5 separate regions of the Homo sapiens genome follow, and regions 1, 3, 4 and 5 are each linked to region 2. The links are chromatin contacts, found by Hi-C or POLR2A ChIA-PET in ENCODE. All regions are on one chromosome and are shown on one strand. The core of a region is the stretch at or near the end of the contact, and the rest is flanking DNA. Distances in the headings are between cores, read along the strand shown.

The links. Hi-C counts contacts between places; a loop is a spot of excess contacts on that map. ChIA-PET counts read pairs that join two places held with the same protein, here RNA polymerase II (POLR2A). Pooled maps may share reads with other maps.
Region 1: a map of gastrocnemius medialis shows a loop between it and region 2 (2.6-fold over the local background). The contact joins the enhancer-like site here to the promoter of SCAF11 in region 2. A Hi-C loop is called at or near these places in 1 of 168 maps with a recorded cell type or tissue (gastrocnemius medialis), 3 of 37 single-sample maps with no recorded cell type and 9 of 50 pooled maps. POLR2A ChIA-PET finds 5 or more read pairs at or near these places in 2 of 52 experiments (H1 and activated CD4-positive, alpha-beta T cell).
Region 3: a map of chondrocyte shows a loop between it and region 2 (2.8-fold over the local background). The contact joins the enhancer-like site here to the promoter of SCAF11 in region 2. A Hi-C loop is called at or near these places in 4 of 168 maps with a recorded cell type or tissue (HCT116, chondrocyte, gastrocnemius medialis and 1 more) and 11 of 50 pooled maps. POLR2A ChIA-PET finds 5 or more read pairs at or near these places in 2 of 52 experiments (H1 and MCF 10A).
Region 4: a map of gastrocnemius medialis shows a loop between it and region 2 (5-fold over the local background). The contact joins the enhancer-like site here to the promoter of SCAF11 in region 2. A Hi-C loop is called at or near these places in 1 of 168 maps with a recorded cell type or tissue (gastrocnemius medialis), 1 of 37 single-sample maps with no recorded cell type and 6 of 50 pooled maps. POLR2A ChIA-PET finds 5 or more read pairs at or near these places in 1 of 52 experiments (activated T-cell).
Region 5: a map with no recorded cell type shows a loop between it and region 2 (10-fold over the local background). The contact joins the enhancer-like site here to the promoter of SCAF11 in region 2. A Hi-C loop is called at or near these places in 1 of 168 maps with a recorded cell type or tissue (naive thymus-derived CD4-positive, alpha-beta T cell), 12 of 37 single-sample maps with no recorded cell type and 11 of 50 pooled maps. POLR2A ChIA-PET finds 5 or more read pairs at or near these places in 3 of 52 experiments (A549, CD4-positive, alpha-beta T cell and HepG2).

The regions. Positions count from the first base shown.
Region 1 is chr12:45,233,922-45,236,621 of GRCh38, reverse strand. The region is part of intron 1 of ANO6 (anoctamin 6); the gene reads right to left. Among named protein-coding and RNA genes, the nearest start is that of ANO6, 19 kb to the right of the region's middle. Within about 2 kb of position 1,266, at least 27 of the 41 ENCODE cell types and tissues checked have a DNase peak (open chromatin) inside an H3K27ac peak, as active enhancers do; they include gastrocnemius medialis, where a contact is called at or near this core.
Region 2 is chr12:45,989,153-45,991,852 of GRCh38, reverse strand. It overlaps SCAF11 (SR-related CTD associated factor 11), which reads left to right and starts at 1,279. Exons shown (of 15, transcript NM_004719.3): 1 at 1,279-1,500. RefSeq lists enhancers at 166-365, 846-915, 926-1,125, 844-1,557, 1,366-1,575 and 1 more and silencers at 1,246-1,295, 1,636-1,735, 2,136-2,205.
Region 3 is chr12:46,546,251-46,548,950 of GRCh38, reverse strand. The region is part of intron 3 of SLC38A4-AS1 (SLC38A4 antisense RNA 1); the gene reads right to left. Among named protein-coding and RNA genes, the nearest start is that of SLC38A4-AS1, 160 kb to the right of the region's middle. Within about 2 kb of position 1,275, at least 5 of the 41 ENCODE cell types and tissues checked have a DNase peak (open chromatin) inside an H3K27ac peak, as active enhancers do; they include mammary epithelial cell, where a contact is called at or near this core.
Region 4 is chr12:45,414,218-45,416,917 of GRCh38, reverse strand. It overlaps ANO6 (anoctamin 6), which reads right to left. Exons shown (of 20, transcript NM_001025356.3): 17 at 14-219. All of the region lies in intron 5 of LOC105369743 (a long non-coding RNA gene), which reads left to right. Among named protein-coding and RNA genes, the nearest start is that of ANO6, 200 kb to the right of the region's middle. Within about 2 kb of position 1,402, at least 9 of the 41 ENCODE cell types and tissues checked have a DNase peak (open chromatin) inside an H3K27ac peak, as active enhancers do; they include gastrocnemius medialis, where a contact is called at or near this core.
Region 5 is chr12:46,515,966-46,518,665 of GRCh38, reverse strand. The region is part of intron 3 of SLC38A4-AS1 (SLC38A4 antisense RNA 1); the gene reads right to left. Among named protein-coding and RNA genes, the nearest start is that of SLC38A4-AS1, 130 kb to the right of the region's middle. RefSeq lists enhancers at 1,073-1,252, 1,423-1,512, 1,703-1,752. Within about 2 kb of position 1,270, at least 4 of the 41 ENCODE cell types and tissues checked have a DNase peak (open chromatin) inside an H3K27ac peak, as active enhancers do.

The sequences.
Region 1 (2,700 bases), core at 17-2,516, 760 kb after region 2:
ACTGGATTAAGAAAATGTGGCACATATACACCGTGGAATACTATGCAACCATAAAAAAGGATGAGCTCATGTCCTTTGCAGGGACATGGATGAAGCTGGAAACCATCATTCTCAGCAAACTATCACAAGGACAGAAAACCAAACTCATGTTCTCATTTATAGTTGGGAATTGAACAATGAGAACACTTGGACACAGGGTGGGGAACAGCACACACCAGGGCCTATTAGAAGGTGGGGGGCTGCAGGAGGGATATCATCAGGAGAAATACTTTATGTAAATGATGAGTTGATAGGTGCAGCAAACCAACATGGTACATGTATACCTATGTAACAAACCTAAATGTTGTGCACATGTACCCTAGAACTTAAAAAAATAATAATAATAATTAACAACTGACAGTGGCACATACAGTAGCTCTACCATTAATTTGACAATAAACTCTACAGGTTACCTCTTCACAGAATTTATCACTTTTTGAAAATTAAAATTTGAGCCAGATGTCTTCTAAATTCTGTTATATCACAACAGGATTGGGGCTATTTTGCCTATGCATGCACCTGTAACTAATTTCCTTCTCCTGAGGCAGAGAGGACCCTTCTCCCCTTCATATGTAGCCTCTTTCACTTCCAAGGACAGTCAGCCTGATCCAGCCAGGATCCCGGAAGGGGCACTGGAGGCTGCCTGGAAGAACTTGCCCCAAGGGTGGATTAAATACCTGGGAACACACCCAGCTCACAGCTGGAGGAAGGCCACCTGGGATGAGGCAGTCACCCAGAAATGTAGAGACAGACAGGCATGCTAGTTCAGGAATGCCGTCAGTGTGAGGGAGGGAAGGAAAAAGCCAGGAGTAGTTCTCAACTTTTTGGACTCCTGGTACACTTCCAAATACTGGAATTTTTGACTAGGGGACTTTTCTTGAAGCTGTTTTTGCACAAGACTGAGAAAATATCCATTTTCCATACTGAAGAATGAGGAGAATGCTCAAGAGCCACAGGTGCTGGAGTTAAAAGGCGGCATACCACCAAGCCTCCTTGCTAGTTCTGCTCAGATGTCATGCCACTCAACTAGGTCATTCCTCAGCCCTGAGAAGCTGCTTTTGAATAGAATTGTTTACTGCCAGGCCTGGATTTCTATTATGCCCAGGAGGTGGTTTTCCCACATTGCAGTAAACATTTGATCTTTCTTACGTGCCAAGCTGAAGTTAAGCCTCCCATCTCTTATTGCAGGAAACTGTACCCCACTCTTATTCACAGCCCTACTTAGAACAGACAGCACAATATGACTAAGGAAGACTTGTGAAAATACAACAGTTTCATCACAATTTAGGGCTAAGATTTAAGATACCACCAGTATGACAGCTAAAGAAGGGAACAGAAAAGTACAGCTCCTGTCACTAAATCTGTAGGCACAGACAGGCCACAACCAGAGTCTGCTACAGGAAGGAGGAGAAGTAGCACCACATTGGAGAGGACTTTATTTCCAGGGCAAGAGGGTGATTAGGAAACACTGACAAGAGCAACACAGAATCCAAAGAACTAAAGAGACTGAGGTCCTAGGCATGTTTCTGAGATAGGAGTTTGAACAACTGAGGAGGAAAAGGACAAGCCAAATTATTAGAACTGAAAGGTTACTGCTGGACTGATAGTAAACACTGACAAGAGCAACACAGAATCCAAAGAACTAAAGAGACTGAGGTCCTAGGCATGTTTCTGAGAAAGGAGTCTGAACAACTGAGGAGGAAAAGGACAAGCCAAATTATTAGAACTGAAAGGTTACTGCTGGACTGATAGTAAATGCTGAATTGTCTCATCTTGCCTGCCTGGAGTCAGAATTGGTTCCAGAGACTGGAATGTAGCTGAGCTAGGAAGTGGGAATCAAAAGCCCAGGGGTGGGGGTGGGGGGTTCTGTCAAGGCTGGAATTCAGTGAGAGCCTAAAGCCTGTTTTAACTCAGGCAGGGAAGATGACTAAGAGTGGAAACCAGGCTCGAAAAATCATGAGTCATTCTTAAAAGAAACCAACATCAGTGTCAGTAACTTCCCTGGGAACTTGGAAAAGGGGCCTGAACAAATATTTTGGAATCTAATATCCTGCACCAACACTGAACTGCTCCTTCATTTGGATAGGTCACTCTAACTTTTCCGTTCTCAGAGCTCTTTCAGTTACCAAACGAGACTAACAATATCTGTTTGCAATATTTTTACCAGTAAAAAAAAATCAGTAGGAAAAAAGGTGACCTTCTGGAGAAATAAATTATTACACATGAACTCCTTATACATAGGGAGAGTCTGCAAACAGTTCCCTCCGAACCAGTGTCACACTCATCAGTAAACTCATCAGTGCAATAATCCTCAGAATGAATGTGCAGTTCAGTTTCACAATTACAGCAGGACAATTAAAATCTGAATTTCTGTAAAATGAGATAGGAGTGAATTTTCCTCACACATTCTCTTCCAACTTAAGAACACATTTGCTAATTTCCTATAATTGGCAAGGCATTATGTGAACTGCTTAAAGAGATTACAAAAATAACTAAGACCAAAAGCTACCTGACTTTAAAGTAAAAACAGAATTAGAAGGTTAAGGATTGTTAGTCTGCTACCTATAAGAAACGAATACTTCAAGATTTAATTCAAAATACATTTTCTAGATATTCTTATAGTTCCAATACACTAGATTACTACTGATATCTATAACACAG
Region 2 (2,700 bases), core at 30-2,529:
TGCGGGAGCCGCAAGCAGGACAAGGGCGTGGGTGGGAGGACTGGAAGGTCAGCTGGTAGATGGGGGACACTGAGGGCAGGCAGAGCAACCGGAAGCTTGCTGCAGTCGACGAGAAGAGAAACTAGGAGGTTAAATAATCAGTGACTTTGAAAAAGTCAAAATACCTCCGAGGTAAAACAAAACATTTAACAACCCGCCGGGGGAAAAAGTGGAGGATGGCACACACGTCACTATCTAACCACAACGCGGAGGCCTTTTAAGTAAATAATGATAAAGTTTTTGTTGTTGTTTGAGACAGGGTCTCGCTCTGTCGCCCAGGCTGGAGTGCAGTGGAACGATCTCGGCTCACTGCAACCTCCGCCTCCCGGGTTCAAGCGATTCTCCCACCTCATCTTCCCGAGGAGCTGGGACCGCAGGTGCGCGCCACCACGGCCGGTTAATTTTATTTTTTGTAGAAACGAGATCTTAATACGTCGCTCAAGCTGGTCTCGAACTGCTGAGCTCAAGCGATCCGCCAGCCTCGGCCTCCCAAAGCGCTGGGATTACCGGCGTGAGCCACCGCGCACCTGGCCCAAATTTAATTTTGTGATGTGGGGTTAAGACATGGGAAAGCCCCTAGGCTCGGGGAGTCAGGCGGGAAAGCTCTCCCCCTGGCATCTAAAAAAATGCCCACCAGAAAGGAGGAAAGGTGGGCTTCCAAATTGCCGACTCTTCACTCCACAGGCTGCATTTCAGGTGGGCAGCGCAGCCAGGTGAACACTCAATCCACCGCAAACATGCGGACACTCTTTTCAATATCAGATTACCATAAAGATAAGGAGCACACCCTGCGCAAAATCCTTCCTGTCCAGTTCCCTTAAAGCCTCTTTCATTGTCCTCCGCGACGCAGCCTGTAAAACTGCCAAAGGAGGGCAGAGGCCAAAGTCCACGCGCTGCGCATGCGCACCATCCGCAGTGTGGGCGAAGGGCGGTGCTGGAAGGACGTTTCCCAGAAGGCCCCTCCAGCGCAGCTGCCCTTCCTCCCGCTCACAGGCCGCGTGACGTGACTCCACCCACCACGCTTCTCGGTCTCAAACAGCAGTTTGCCAGCGCCCCCCTGCGGCCCAACTGGGTACTACGAACATGCACTCAGGGCCAGAGCGAGCGAGTAAGCAGAATGTGGCGAGTCCGGCTGCCGCCGTCGTCACCTTAGCGCGCCGACAGCGAGGGAAGGGAGGAGGAGGGAGACGCGCAGGGAGGGGAGGGGAGGGAGGAGGCTAGACAAGGCGGGGGAAGGGGGAGTAGCGGTGGCTTAAGCCGCGCGGAGCAGCGCAACCTGGGTCGCTCCCTGCTTCGCCGCCGCCTCCGGACCGAGCCAGCGGAGTCAGTGTCCTAGAGACCCTGTAACACCACAAAGCGGACGAAGGAGTCCATGTTGGGGAACTTGGCAGCGGAGTGACTGGGACCTGGGAACCTACTGTGGGGCCGCGGCCGGACCGAGCGCCTCGACCTCGGTCTGAGGTAAACACTGGTCGACCCGCGGGGTGGATGGGCTTGGGCAGCTGTCTGGGAGAGACGAGGGTTAGCGGCCGGCGCAGAGCGCTGGAGCGGGCCTAGGGCGACGCGAGGGCTGACAAAGTTTCGGAATCTCGCGCGGCCCGTGCGACGTCGTGCGCTGGGAGGAAAGTTGGAGCTACCTCTCGAAGTGGGGGAGGCTGCGGCCGGGAGGGCCCCTTTCCCTCTCGCTGCCCCGCGAGGGAGGCTCGGCCCGGCCCTGGGCCGCCGCCGCCTCTCTGTCGCACTCTGTCCCATTTCCTCCTTGTGGCCTACGCGTCTCCCGCCGCCTTAGCTGGCGAAGCCTGTCCCCGTCCGGGTGCAGGGTCCTACGGGGGGGGGGGAAGGGGCTCCACGCCAGAACCGCCACAGACACCCTCCTCCCTGCAGTGGAAACGTGTCCTGCTGAGCTTCCGGGCGCTCCCGACCGCGGTGTCGGCTTTTCTTGGGAGACTTTGGTCGCGAGCGTCCAAGCCCGCTAGTGAAACCAAACTTTACTACGCCGTGACCTCTCGAGTGCGCGAATGGGGAAGAGCCGGCGCTTCTAAGCATCAGCCTTTTTCACTCCTTGATCTGAACTTCAAACTACTCATCCACCCCCAGTGTTTTAAATTCGCTACCTGGGCTGACAACTACGGGGCCGGGAGATATAAATTTAGCCTAATCAGTCGCCCCTTCTGAGACCTAGGAATTTTGAACCATTAAAAAGATTTCCTACAGATGGCTGGCGGTCTTGCCACCAACACGTATTTTGAAGTATTGTTTCAAAAGTAGACGCCTGATTTAGAGTACTTGATTTAGACATTCACGGATTCAAATGTTGAATTTTGAAATACTTCCAATATATTTCCGTATTGTATTACATACAGTGTCTACCAGCTGACTGTTGTTCATTCATTTTGGATTACATTTTGGCTAACATGCTACCACTGACCTAAGATACTTAAGCAAAACTGCTGAAAAATGTTTTTAATGCTTTGTGTAGTAGATGCTGATGTTAAATTTTTTTCTCCGATTTGGGAATTTTCCCCGAATTTTGGGAAAAGCATATTAATAAATGCATTATTTTTTCGTTTTAAAAGAAAAATTAATTTCTACATATCACCACCTACCTCAGCAGCAGAATATCAGGGCAGTACATTTTAAAATAACGGTTGGTTTTTGTAT
Region 3 (2,700 bases), core at 26-2,525, 560 kb before region 2:
AAGTGAAATGCTCTGACTTGCATTTCATCAGTCATCAGCAGATAGAGCAGAGCTATAAGTTTGTCTACCTAGGATGGTGGGCAAATTGTTAAGAGGTAAATATATAAAAAACAGCTGCTATTTTAGAACCACACAACATAAGGGCTTTGCACATTCCCTTTTGTGTGACTTCAGACCATGGAATAAGCACATACTTTAGGAAGACGTGCTCTTGTTCTAATTATGGAAATGACTGAACTGATCAAATTACTGGCAGCATATCCTGCGTTACACCAAAGAAACAATTCCAACAAAGGGCTTTGATTTGATGATTGAAAATTGCCAGCCATTTCTGTGGGACTTTGAAGAAACGGAAAGCTCAACTGATGAGAAAAGCATAAACAAGGGCAGTGGAAGGTCGTTTAGCCTTTATTACCACTGTGGTGGTGGTTGTTTTAGCTTTAGTTACCACTGCCTAATTCAAAGAAAAATAACTATTAAGAAAAGGAGTTATATTAAGTCTCTGTAAACTTTGAAGAGAAATCCTGATTTTTTTTCTGATGATTCTTCTTATAGTTGGATGTTCAATTTGTATCATATTTACTAGATTTTAAAACAAGTACTTTTCCCAATTAAAAAGATTGAGAAAGAGGGACAAGGGAAAAAAAATGGCCTAATGCTGATTCTGATTGGCTCATTTCCTGTGTCCCATTTCCTGCAAATAACAACAAAAGATTCACTCTTTGCCTAGATTGGAGAATGAGAGGCAACTTGCCTGTGGGTGTTTGGTTGAGGGAGGTGGTTAGTAAAGCAACAACAGAAGGCAACCCCTCAATCATTCTTGAAGGAGAAATGCTTGGTATTTTTTCAAGGAAATAGAATCAGACTTCTGGGAGTGCCTAGGGGCATGAAATAGAGAATTCAGTAGCCCAATAAATATAGTACACATTCTTGTCATTTCATGTTCTAGACAAGGTAATTAAAATATGCATAAGATTTTCTGCTCCCCAGTTATTTTTACTTCCAGGTAGATTGAACAGTCAGCTGATTCACCTTCTTGGGCAATGCCCATTCATTCTTGACACTCTCCTATTCCCCATCCTGTCCATAATCCCTCCTCACACACAAGCACATGCCAATAGGTGAGATAGCAAAAGTAATAATATGTCCATTTAGCACTAGTATGCCTTTAGAGATGTTGAATTTTCTGTGGCAGATCTACAAACTATCCAGTTTTTCCCAAAGGGGTAGCTTCTGTCAAGTGCAGAAGGACACCAAGAAGTCACATCTCTGAATATCTTTTTCTTTTTGCCCTTTCTGGCTGGCCTATATGACAAAGAATGATGAAATATTCATAAATTACATTTCTATTTGCCCGTACTTTACTGAGAAACCTGTACTGACTTGCATAAAAATGGCATACTGGTTAACCCTCATCAGTTAGTTTGTATATTCCTGCCTTCTCAGGCCAGCCTTCTTCATCTCTCTGCTGACAGAAATTTCATTCCTTCCCTGCCCTACTCTCAAAATGTGTTCTCAAGATAGAACCCAAAAGACTGATTCTTCTTCAGGGAAGAAATAATTAATGAAGCTTTAAGTGGGTTCTTCTTTAGTATAAAGTGCTTCATTTTGAAAGGGGAGGAATGAATTTATAATTGTAGAATTTCAGATTTAAAAAAAAAATTAAAAAGCTGAATTTGGTGGAAAGGTCCTCTTGGTGCCTCTGAAATCATGCCCTCCTTACCCAAGAGGTCACATTCCTTCTGGAGTTGACGCAGGTGCCAAATACCCCAAGAACTGACAGCAGTTCATCACTTGTATTTCATTTGCATCTGCTCCACTGATACTTACTTACTGGTTGTGTGGGCGTGTGTTTATTTGCTGTGAGTTCAGCAGTTAGAGGAAGCTTATGTGGTTAATGTGCTTAGCCATGAGATGAGATGTAAGCTGCCTGTCCACCTCTATGGAGCCCTGAGCTTCCTTGCCTGTGGCTTCAGACACTGGGTCCCTTTCTCTGTTGGCATTCCCACTAAAGCTAGAAACTCTGACCTGAAGAACCCTGCTCCTTTATATCTCCTTTATCAGCAACTACTCTGGAGGGGGCAGGAGAGAAACACCATGAGGTCAACAGGATGCTTGTAAAGGGTACCTTCTAGGCTCCCTCTTCCACCTCCCACCCTGCCAATTCCTCCAGATAAGAAGGAAGCACTGCTGCTCCCATGCATTTTCATGCAAGCAAAACCCAAAATAGTTGGATAGTAGAACACATAATACTATGTGATCACCATCTCCTCCTTTCCCTCTCCAAACCTTCTCTTCCTGTGGTGCTCAACACAGGAAGAGCCTGTGTGTGTCACAGTAATTGTTGACATGGGCTTGGGAGCCTACCTGGGTACAAATCTCAACACCACCACTTACTCCATCTGAGACACTAGGCAGACTTCCTAATTGCTCTGAGCTTCACCTTCTTCATCTATAAAATGGAGAAAATAACTATTTTGCAGATTGATATGAGGATGAAATAAAATAATGCATGCAAAGCACTTAGCAGTACGCCAGGTACATAATGAGCACTCAATAAATGGTACCTATTATTAATGGAGCCACCATATATCTAGTTACTCAAAATTGTCACCTACCTTAGACATCATTCCTCCTTTTTTTCCCCATAGTCAATCTGATCTTAAGTCCAGTGAATTCTACCACCTAAACACAGCTGAA
Region 4 (2,700 bases), core at 153-2,652, 580 kb after region 2:
TAGGTCTACTCACATTGGTCACCACAGCCAGAATTGCTATTCCTTGCATGATGGGCTGCCATGCTCCAATGTCTTGGGCTTTCTCTGGTACCAGGCGTCTAAACTGGGTGGTCAGTTTCCATGCGTCCACTCTTATTTCCAATATATTGTTCACGAGAGCCAACAGAGGGGCCAGTGGAAAAGAGGCCACAAATAAGGTGACGAACCCAAACTGAATAACTGTCAATGGAATGGACACACATCATGGAGTGGTGGTGGATGGAAGGACAACATATTTTCCTTTACTCTTGAAAGAGAAAGGCAAACGAACTAAATCCCAGAGAGAAAACACATCTGTGGTAAATAATAATTTAGTGTTCAACAGTGAAAGAATTCAAACAAAACACAAATATAAAATCTCTGGAAAGAAGATTAATTATAGCCTGTTTCTTTCACATGTATACACTTAATAGGAACAATATATTTAGACATCTTTAGTCAACCAGAATTATTCGCTGGTAATAAACTTGAGACATCATAAGCATATTATTCATTCTCAGTGTTGAAATAGAATGTTGAAAGAAGATTTGTGGTTTAGGATTTTTTTTTTAAGAAAAAAGAAATATTGTGGCATTATCTAACAAGTTAAAGACAAAAAGAAATGGACCCATGGGAAGGCTATACTTAGAGAACGTTAGAAGAAATATGCTGAGAACAAGCAAATGAGTGAGCTCCCCTGAGTCTGCAAATGCAAATGCAGTGCATTCAGAGAATTTGACAGTAATAGAAATCACAGAAATATATGTGATAAAAGTGTCTTAATAAATTATAATATCCTTCCTTAAGAATCTTGAAGTTAGTTGCAGTCCTTGTGGTCATAATAAGTCAAAATTTGAGTGGTGGCTTAGAAGTTCTTTTCTCCTTGTTTGTAATTGACACGGCCTTATTAAAAATGGGGCAGCAGAGATTTTGGGGTAAGTGATACCACGGAGAGGAAGAAGTAAGAAAATATCCTCAAGTTTTAGACCCTGCCCTCCTAACTGGCAGACCTTCAGAGGAAACATCTACAGATATGTAACTAAAACTGTGGATGGGAGGAAAACATAGAGTTCCATTAGGCCTCATGCTCAGACAAGGGGCAGGGATGACTCTGTCAGGAAGGGCAAGGCTGTGGAGGGTGTGGCGAGGCAAGCAGAGCTGGCATTTGCTTCTGGTCAGAGAGCCAAAGGGCATGTTGCAGAAGAGCAGACAGGGCTAGAAGGATCCAGTAAGTCCCACAGGCCAGGCAGGAACACTCATGCAGAGAAGTCAGCCAGGCAAGGACCAGAGTTGGTGATGCTACAGAGTCATGAGCAGCAGCAATAAGCAGTGATGTCAACTTCCCTATGACTCACCCAACCCTAAATAACTCATCAGCCCGCAGGGCATGCAAGTAATAGCCATGTGTGGAGTCAGCCCGTCAACTGTGGTAAACTAGCAAGCGTGTGTCCTATGGAAAGGGACAGCTCATAGTTGCCATGTTGGAATGAGGGCTCCATGTTGCCAGATCTCCTGATTGTTCAAGAGAAGCCAGAGATTAGGATTATGTTATCAGTAAACCTTGTTAAAAATCCAAAAGAGAAAAGATACCATTTATAATGACAACAAAAGCATAAACTATTTAGAAATAAATTAATGAGAAAACTAAGACCACTATGATAATTGACTTAAGAAAAAACAAATAATGATGAATGAATGAGTGGTAGGATGTGCCAAACTCTTGATTGGGCAAACTTGAATTCAGGGACATATCAAATTTTTTTTCCACAAAATAATTTAGAATTCTAATGTAAATTCTGTTAGTAATCCCAAATGGATTTAAGAAAAAAAAGCTGACAGGTCAGCCAGGCATGGCAGCTAATCTCTGTAATCCCAGCACTTTGGGAGGCTGAGGCGGGAGGATTATTTGAGCCCAGGAGTTTGAGACCAGCCTAGGCAACATACCCTGTCTCTACAAAAAATACAAAAATTAGCTGGGCATGGTGGTACGAGCCTGTAGTCTCAGCTACCCAGGAGGATGAGGTGGGAGGATTGCTTTAGATGAGGAGGCGGAGGTTGCAGTGAGCCGGGATTGTGCCACTGCACTCCAGCCTGGGCAACAGGGCGAGACCCTGTCTTTCAAAGAAAGAAAAGAAAAGCTGAAAAGTGATACTAAAGTTCTTCAAGAAATATAAACAGGTAAAATAATGAACAGGGATGTTTGCATAGACAGTATTGGGAACATTGTGAAAAAATAAAATGGGATAGCTCTGGGAGATATTGAGTGTATTATAATGCTATGGTAATTGAAACAGTTTAGAACTAGTATATGAATAGATAGTATGAATTAACCAGGGTGAATTTTAAGAGGAGATGCAAATATTCATGGGTTTTTATATATTATAAAGTGATACTTTGAAGCAGTGGATGCAAGTATTGACACAGCTAGCTAAGTCATGGGAAAAATTGGTATGGGGCCATCACTTCTGACACCAAAATAAATTCCAGATGGATTAAAAATATTATATTAAAAATAAAACACCAGAAAAAGCCCATATAATTTGTTCTGATATTCAAGTGAGAAAAATTTTATAAGCAACTTTTGAAACCAAGAATAACAACAACAAAAAGTCAACGCAAAACACCCACTGAAAAAAAAACAACCCTTGCCTGCAACTTTTTCATAATCCTATACTGCTCTCT
Region 5 (2,700 bases), core at 21-2,520, 530 kb before region 2:
AGAACTTAATGGTCCATTCTTCATAGGGTCCTTCTAAGGGTCATTTTAAAAGGAGAACAAAGAAGCAAAGTTTTCAAGTCACAAAAATAAATATTTAATTCTGGAATTTCTGGCCTAAGTTAGCAAATGCTGGGAGCATTTGGGAGGATGGCACAGGAAGGAATGGGCCTCCTGGGACTCCCCTGGTCACATGGGTGGCTATCTACATGCTAGTCCTGGGTGCCAGTAACACAAAGTCAGGGTTCAGGCTAAGAATTTCTAAAATTCTGACCACTGGGCCCTCAAAGGAAGCCAATCTGCTTACATCTGATTTCAGTTGCTTATGTTTTGCATTTTTCTTGTAGAAAAATAAAGAGTTATTTTGGTCACATTATGCCACTGAAATCACAGAATGTTTTCCAATGCTTTTAATGACCACCCTGAAAAGAACAAATTTATCACTGTCTCACAACTTCAGAGAGTTTTTCAGAAACTATAAACAAAATATTTCATAATAAACTCTCTCTCTCTCTCACACACACACACACACACACACACACACACACACCCCACAAAGGAAGGAGTAACTAAAAATGCTCCATTCATCAATGATCAATTTTGGTCTTACTATAGAATTCTTTTAGTGTGCATTTTCCTTGATTTACTGGTGAGTAAAAGCATGCCTTCCTTTAAGGATTTCCATGTATTTTCTGCTTTTAGGCTAGTGATGGTATAAAATGTTTATCTTGGTTGCCAACTCCTGTGGATTGTTAGTGGCTGACTAAAGCCCTACGTTGACAAAGTTGCTGAAGCCATGTCCAGGTACAATGAGAAAAAAAGTACTATAATTGATTCTCATGTTTGCCATGCATGCAGAGGGAAAAATAATCACATGCCATCAACTGTTTTTGCCACTTGTCATACACTGCCCCCTCTACTGGTCCCCCTTGAAGTAATCCCTCTTCCAAACTAGTTCATACTTTAACCTTAGAGTAGAGAATAAAACCAGGTCTAATCTAATTAATATTTCACATTTTCTTGATCATAATGATAGTTTTATGGATACTCAAATAATCCAGTTAGAGGCAGTAAGACTTTAGTGGGGGATGCCACACCAAAGACTCTCAAATTTTGTCTGCAGCATTTCAGCTTGGGAGGCTTTTATGGTTTCTAGTAACTATATTGCAACCAGGAGAGAAAGATCACCTGAAAATGAAACCAACCCAGAGGTAGTGGAAACAAAACTGATGAGAGGAACTCTCCAAGGCATGTCATTAAGCCCTATTGAAAACTAGGCTTAAGCTACATAGAAATGTAGTGGGGGTGGAGTGGCCAAGATGGCCAACTAGAAGCAGCTAGCATGTGTGGCTCTCACGGAGAGGAATAGAGGGGCGAGTAAAAACAATACCTTCAACTGAAACATGCAAGTACTCGCATTAGGATTAACCAAGGAAACAACCTGACACACAGAAAACAAAGAAAAGCAGGACACTGAACAACGGCCCACTGGGGAACAGCACAGAGCCAGGGGATCCTCCCCAGTCCTAGAAAGCAGTGAGTGAATGAGTGACCCTGGGATCGCTTCTCCAACAGATCTTTGCAACCCTTGGCTCAGGAGATCTCCCTGTGAACCCACACCACCAGGGCCTTCAGTCTTCAGTCTGACAGAGCCATCTGGATTCTCACCAGAACAGCCACTCAGGCATGTGTGGAGAACGTGGAGGTTTAGGTGCTTGGGCTTTCTGGCAAAAGTAGCTGCAGCTCTGGCAAAATCGGAGGTTAGATTCCTGTACCTACCCTTAGGAAAGAGGCTGAATCCAGGGGGCTGAGCAGGAACAGTCCACAGGCCCCACATCCTCACCACCTCACAAGCTAAGACCCACTGGCTTGAAATTCCAGCCGGCTACCAGCAGCAGCATTGCACCTCCCTAAGAAGGAGCTTCTTGGGGAGGAGTGGGCTGCCATCTTTGCTGTTTGAGTGCCTTAGTCGTTCCAGCCTTCAGGTTTTGGAAAGTCTGAGCCAATCCAGGGCAGAAGAGATCCCCTAGCACAGCACAGCTGCTCTACCAAAACATGGCCAGTCTGCTGCTTTAAGCAGGTGCCCGATCCTGTTCCTCCTCACGAGTGGGGCCTCCCAATCAGGACCTCCAGCCACTCCCACCTGAGCTCTCCAGCCAAAAGAACTGTGAATTCCCCCTGGGAGGGTGCTCCCAGAGGGAGGGGCAGGCTGTTATCTTTGCTGTTTGGGCAACTTAACTGTTCCAGCCTTTGGGCTTCAGAGTACCTGAGGTGACCAAGGGCTGAAGTGAACCCTCAGCACAATGCAGCTATTCTATCAAAACAAGGCCAGACTGCTTTTTTAAGTGGGTCCCAATCCTGTTCCTCCTCACAAGGTGAGACCTCTCAACCAGGGTCCCCAGCCACTTCCTACAAGTGTCTTTGGGCTGACAACAGGTTCGTACCTCCCTGGGATAAAGCTTCCAGGGGAAGGGACAGGCTACCATCTTTGCTGTTTCACAGGCTTCATTGGTGACACCTCTAGGTTTTGCGAAATCCAAGGTGACTAGGAACTGGAGCAGGCCTGAAGCATACCATAGCAGCCCTATGGAAAAGTGGCCAGACTGTTACATGGGTGACTGTTTCCATATCTCTTCACTATGCAGGTCCTCCAGGCCTGGGCCTCCAGCCACCTCCTGTCAGAGCTAATCAAGCCAGCACCAA